2 separate regions of the Homo sapiens genome follow, and region 1 is linked to region 2. The links are chromatin contacts, found by Hi-C or POLR2A ChIA-PET in ENCODE. All regions are on one chromosome and are shown on one strand. Each heading gives the region's core, a stretch centred on a gene start or an enhancer-like site at or near the end of the contact. The rest is flanking DNA. Distances are from core to core; before and after follow the strand shown. Region 1 holds the start of LINC02079 (long intergenic non-protein coding RNA 2079). Region 2 holds the start of LASP1NB (LASP1 neighbor).

Region 1 (2,700 bases), core at 1-2,500, 100 kb after region 2:
AGGAGGATCACTTGAGCCCAGGAATTCCAGGCAGCAGTGAGCTATGATAGTGCCACTGAACTCTAGCCTGGGTAACAGAGTGAGCCCCTATAAAAAGAAGGAAGGAAGGAAGGGAAGGAAGGAAGGAAGGAAGGAAGGAAGGAAGGAAGGAAGGAAGGAAAACAAGTGTGAGATGAGGAGATGAGGAAACTTTCAGAAAAATGCTCTTATTTTCTGCTTTTAGAAACCAAAAGATGAAATGGTAAGGCATCAGGTGGGAATCAAAGTAAGTTCAAAGATGGAATAGAGACCACTGGGCTAGTAGACACTTCACATTAGAAGGTTGCAGTGAGCCTAGCCCGCGCCACTGCACTCCAGCCTTGGGTGACAGAGCGAGACTCTGTCTCAAAAAAAAAAAAAAAAAAGAATGTCTCATCATGGGGTACTACCATTATACGCAGGATTTTTTTTTTTTAGATGGAGTTTCACTCTTGTTGCCCAGGCTGGAGTGCAATGGTGCGATCTCGGCTCACTGCAACCTCAGCCTCCCAGGATCAAGCGATTCTCCTACCTCAGCCTCCCCAGTAGCTGGAATTACAGGCACACACCACCACACCCGGCTAATTTTTTGCATTTTTAGTAGAGACGGGGTTTCTCCATGTTGGTCAGGCTAGTCTCGAACTCCCGACCTCAGGTGATCTGCCTGCCTCGGCCACCCAAAGTGCTGGGATTATAGGCATGAGCCACCGCGCCCGGCCTGTGCAGGAAGTTTTAGAACGAAAAAGATTCTGAATTGATCCTTGCTAACTTTATTTCAGAAAGTGGTAAAATAGCTGTGAAGTACAGACCCAGTGAAGAGATTGTAGGTGTCAGATGTAAAGAAGAACTACACGGTTTAATTCAAGTATGTGGAGATAAAAACTCACTGGTAACATAACCAGCGTAAACATAATTCAAAACAAGCAGCAGAATTTGGAGGATAATTTGTTTCATTCTCAGGAAAATGTGAAACTCTGAAACTGCTTTTGAGTGCAGGGTATTTCTGGGGCTTTTCCTGAAGTCTTGACCCATGTCTCTGACCCCTTATTTGAAGTTTGGAGAGCAGAACTGAGGACGGTTAGAGTATTACTACAGTTGTGGACACAGGAAAGGGGTTAGTCTCCCCCCACCACCCAGGAGTAAAGGGTGCTGGGCTGCTTGAACACAGACCTTTTAGAATTCCCTTCAAACAGGATCCCAAATCTTTCCTCGCTAAGGGGAGGGGAGGGGTGTTCGGAGGTGGGGTGGGACAGGAAGTGGGGTTTGGATGGGATTGTGGGATAAGATCGCGGAGCGGATCTGGACCCGAGCCTAATAAAGGCGGTGTAAATACAGGTGTCATAAAGGACGGGGCGGGGCGCGCGGTTGTCAGGGGCGCAAGCGTCTCGGGGCTGCCAGAATGGCTCCGGCTCAGGGCGCGGCGCCAGCGCCTGTCATGTCCCAGCTGCGCCTCTGGGTCCCACGGCACCTCCTCAGGTTGGCAACTACTGTGGCTACTAGTCCAGGAGGCTCAGCCTCTGGAGTGGGTCCAGGACCGGCTCCAGCCGACTTCCGACCCTCTGGGGCCGACTGAGCCCTGGTTTTCCTGCTCCCCCAGTCTCCCACCCGAATCTCCCTTTGCGCTTACCCCCGACCCCCGCCCCCACCGGCAGACCCCGGGGACTTTGATTACCTGGGGTCCTCTGCTTCCTCCCAGATGTCAGCTCCGCCTCAGGAATCGACTGAGACTTTGACCGAGACTTTGGTTCCATTCCTGGACACAGATTCAGCTGGAGAGCTGGCCCCGGGGCCAGAGCAGTTAGCGGCTGCACACCAGGACCTGAATGACAAGCTGACTTGGCAAGAAAGGCTCCCAGAGGGGGTCTCAGTGCTGGACTGGGATCAGAAACAGACCTTTGCTCGGCCTCCTCGCCTCAAAAGTAAGGTTCATACTGCAGATCTAGATCAGGCTGCAGATCATCAGGCAAATTAAATACTTTACTTGTTCCACCTCTAGATAGTCAGAATTCAGGCCGGGCGCGGTGGCTCACATAATCCCAGTACTTTGGGAGGCTGAGGCGGGCGGATCACGAGGTCAGGAGATAAGAGACCATCCTGGATAACACGGTGAAACTCCGTCTCTACTAAAAATACAAAAAATTAGCAGGACTTGGTGGCACGCGCCTGCAGTTACTCGGGAGGCTGAGGCAGGAGAATCGCTTGAACCCGGGAGGTGGAGGTTGCAGTGAGCCGAGATCGTGCCACTGCACTCCAGCCTGGGTGACAAAGCGAGATTCCATCTCAAAAAAAAAAAAATAAATAAATAAATATAAAATAAATTAAAAAACAAAATAAAATAAATAAGATAGAATTCAAAAGCAACCAAGTTTACTGTTTCGCCCAAGAACCTGAACAAAGATCTAGCTAAGTATCTGAAGCTTGCTAAGGTTGTTGTGTGGAACTCCACACCTATTTGTATCAAAACCTCAGTGTCAGAAACAAACTTTGCAGGATGAGTATTTAGATTCAAGTATGGATACAGTGTATCGCAGCAGCCTGCCTCCAGAACTCCAGATGAACTCAGATGAGCCTCCAGGGCCCCCTGAGAGAGTTGGACTTTCTCAATTCCATGTAGAGCCTGAAACTCAAAATCCAGAGACCCTTGAAGAGATCTAGTCCTCTTCATTCCAGGAAGAAGCCCCA
Region 2 (2,700 bases), core at 23-2,522:
GAGTAGCTGGGATTACAGGCATGTGCCACCATGCCCAGCTAATTTTGTATTTTTAGTAGAGCTGGAGTTTCTCCATGTTGGTCAGGCTGGTCTTGAACTCCTGACCTCAGGTGATTCACCTACCTCAGCCTCCCAAAGTGTTGGGATTACAGGCATGAGCCACCACACCCAGCCTTTTACTTTTTATTTTATTTATTAATTTATTTATTTTTGAGACGGAGTCTCGCTCTGTCACCCAGGCTGGAGTGCAATGGCACGGTCTCAGCTCACTGCGACCTCTGCCTGCCGGGTTCAAGCAATTCTTTAGCCTCAGCCTCTTGAATAGCTGGGATAACAGGCACCTGCCACCACGCCCGGCTAATTTTTATTTTTATTTTTTTTTTGAGACAGAATCTTGCTCTGTAGCCCAGGCTGGGGTGCAGTGGCGCGATCTCAGCTCTGCCTCCCGGGTTCAAGCAATTCTCTGCCTCAGCCTCCCAAGTAGCTGGGATTACAGGCATGCACCACCAAGCCTGGCTAACTTTTGTATTTTTAGTAGAGACAGGGTTTCACCATCTTGGCCAGGCTGGTCTTGAACTCCTGACCTTGTGATCCACCTGCCTCGGCCTCCCAAAGTGCTGGGATTATAGGCATGAGCCACTGCGCCCGGCTGGTCTCTGACACATCTAAGCTATGAACCATTAGGGTAAGTTTCTGACCATCTCTGAGCCCCATCTATGAAAGACTCATAGGGAGGTTGAAATTGCACCACATGTACGATATCTGGCCCAGTGTAGGAAATGTATAAATGTTAGCTTCATCCCTCAGGGAAGCCCACTGAGATCCACACGAAACTTTTGTCTGTGTCTCCCCATAATGTGACCTTTAGAAGTTGCCAATGGCCCACCCAATACCCAACCATGATTTTTCTGAGATAATCTGCCCGAGGTGTGTGAGAGGAAACGCGAAGAAGGCAGTCAGGAGGATTCACTCTTGGGGGAGCTGGGTAGGATCCTATCTCCTCCTACATCCAGAGCATGCAGGCTCCATTTAGATACAAAGGGGTGGGATTGGGTTCCTGGGGAGAAATTGAGCCCCTTTGATTCTGCGGTTCTGTGGGTCTAAATCTGGCATCTCCTTGGCTATCCACCCCCAGGCTTTGTGATTGGTTGGCTGTGGTTGGTGGGGGGGCAGGAAGCTGCTGGTGGAGCTGCAGCATCCTTCAGTCTCAGGCCCCTGGGAGGGGGAGGGGAAAGAACCAGGGCTGAGCTGTGGAGTGAAGGGGAGCCATTTCTCTCCACCGACTGCAACCTCCGTGCTCACAGCTCACGGTTCACCAGAATCCAGGGGCTTGGTCGGCCTAGGAATCCACAATGCTGGATATTTTCATCCTGATGTTCTTTGCCATCATAGGCCTGGTCATTCTGTCCTACATTATCTATCTGCTCTAGTGGCCTGGAGCTGCGGCCGGAGCCTGCTGGAGAACAGCTCAGAAGGAAGGATGGAGATGAATGGCCGAGTGCCCTGCTTGCTGACGCACCGGTGGATTTTTGCTTCTGCTGTTATCTCGGGTATTGATTCCAAAAAAAAAAGAAAAGAAAAAAAGAAAGAGTTTGCTTTCCTATTTTTTTTCTTAGACCACTCTGAAAAGAATAAGAAATGCCAGCTTCTTTCTTTGGGACCTAATTTAAAATAAGACTTTAAAAATTACAAATAAAATCCACAATGTAAACGATTTTTAGGCAGAACGGGTTGGGAATGATGGATGTGGTGGGGAGGGACTATTATTTCCTAATTTCTTCTTCAAGTTAGGTGCTCAAACTCAAGTTGTCTATTTTCTTCTGGTAATTAAAGGTAAAACACATCTTTGCATGTCAGCATACTTGCAATATAGTTGTTTACAACTATGCTTGTATAATTGCATTACTTAATGATTGACTCATTCTTATTTGAGGGTGAGACGGCAAATAAATTTTACTTGGGGTGGGGTTTTCGGGGAGATGTCCAACTGTGGGATATGGTGGAGAGGAGGGAGGAACTCCTGGTACTTTGCAGTTGTCCCCATCTGAGACTTTTTATTTCTGGGTTTCTTACAGCTCCTGGTCTCTCCAGTCCAACAAGAGGCCTCTCATCCACAGAAGCAGTCCTACTGCCCAGCAGACCTCTTTCAGAGCCTTCCAGACATGGCTGACCCCTGGCAAGCAAGGGGCTTTTTGAGCTGAGAGGCACTTGGCTGGGACTTCAGGAATTCATGGACAGGGCTGGCAGATACTGCATATGTTTGAGCTGTAGATGGGATTGAGAACAGAAAGTTGAAATGGAGACTTATTAAAGTTACCGTGGAGAACTGCTCAAAAATTCATTTTGAATTAAGGAAACTTAAATTCATTTTAAGTTTCCTTAGATCTAAATGCAACTGCACATTACACTCAAATATGTTCCTTCCTTCTCACACACAGGACTCCCTTGTGAAACTCAAGGGGAAGTTCAAGTTGTCCATCTTCATCTATGAAGTAGTCACTTTATCACTGTCTTTACAGATTGCACAGTCTGGGGTTTTGTGGTTTCTCTTGTCTCACTCTCCAGCCAGGAAGAACTTGTCATTTGAGTTTTTAAAATGTATCATTTCTTCCCCACCTCAAACCACTTGTATCCCAGTTTCTCATTTAAAGGGAGAAATGGTTATATAGTCCTCTCTTTGCACCTGATTGAATTATAAAT

What was found. A loop is a pair of places that touch in the nucleus more often than their neighbours do. ChIA-PET counts read pairs that join two places held with the same protein, here RNA polymerase II (POLR2A). Pooled maps may share reads with other maps.
Region 1: a pooled map shows a loop between it and region 2 (1.9-fold over the local background). The contact joins the promoter of LINC02079 here to the promoter of LASP1NB in region 2. A Hi-C loop is called at or near these places in 1 of 168 maps with a recorded cell type or tissue (endothelial cell of hepatic sinusoid) and 1 of 50 pooled maps. POLR2A ChIA-PET finds 5 or more read pairs at or near these places in 2 of 52 experiments (HEK293T and activated naive CD4-positive, alpha-beta T cell).

What each region holds. Positions count from the first base shown.
Region 1 is chr17:39,025,860-39,028,559 of GRCh38, forward strand. It overlaps LINC02079 (long intergenic non-protein coding RNA 2079), which reads right to left and starts at 1,251. Exons shown (of 2, transcript NR_135645.1): 1 at 1,189-1,251; 2 at 856-1,086. LOC105371767 (a long non-coding RNA gene) reads right to left here and starts at 1,838. Exons shown (of 3, transcript NR_188621.1): 1 at 1,691-1,838.
Region 2 is chr17:38,924,342-38,927,041 of GRCh38, forward strand. LASP1NB (LASP1 neighbor) reads left to right here and starts at 1,273. Exons shown (of 2, transcript NM_001414697.1): 1 at 1,273-1,550; 2 at 2,076-2,700. The coding sequence starts at 1,353. The coding sequence ends at 1,430.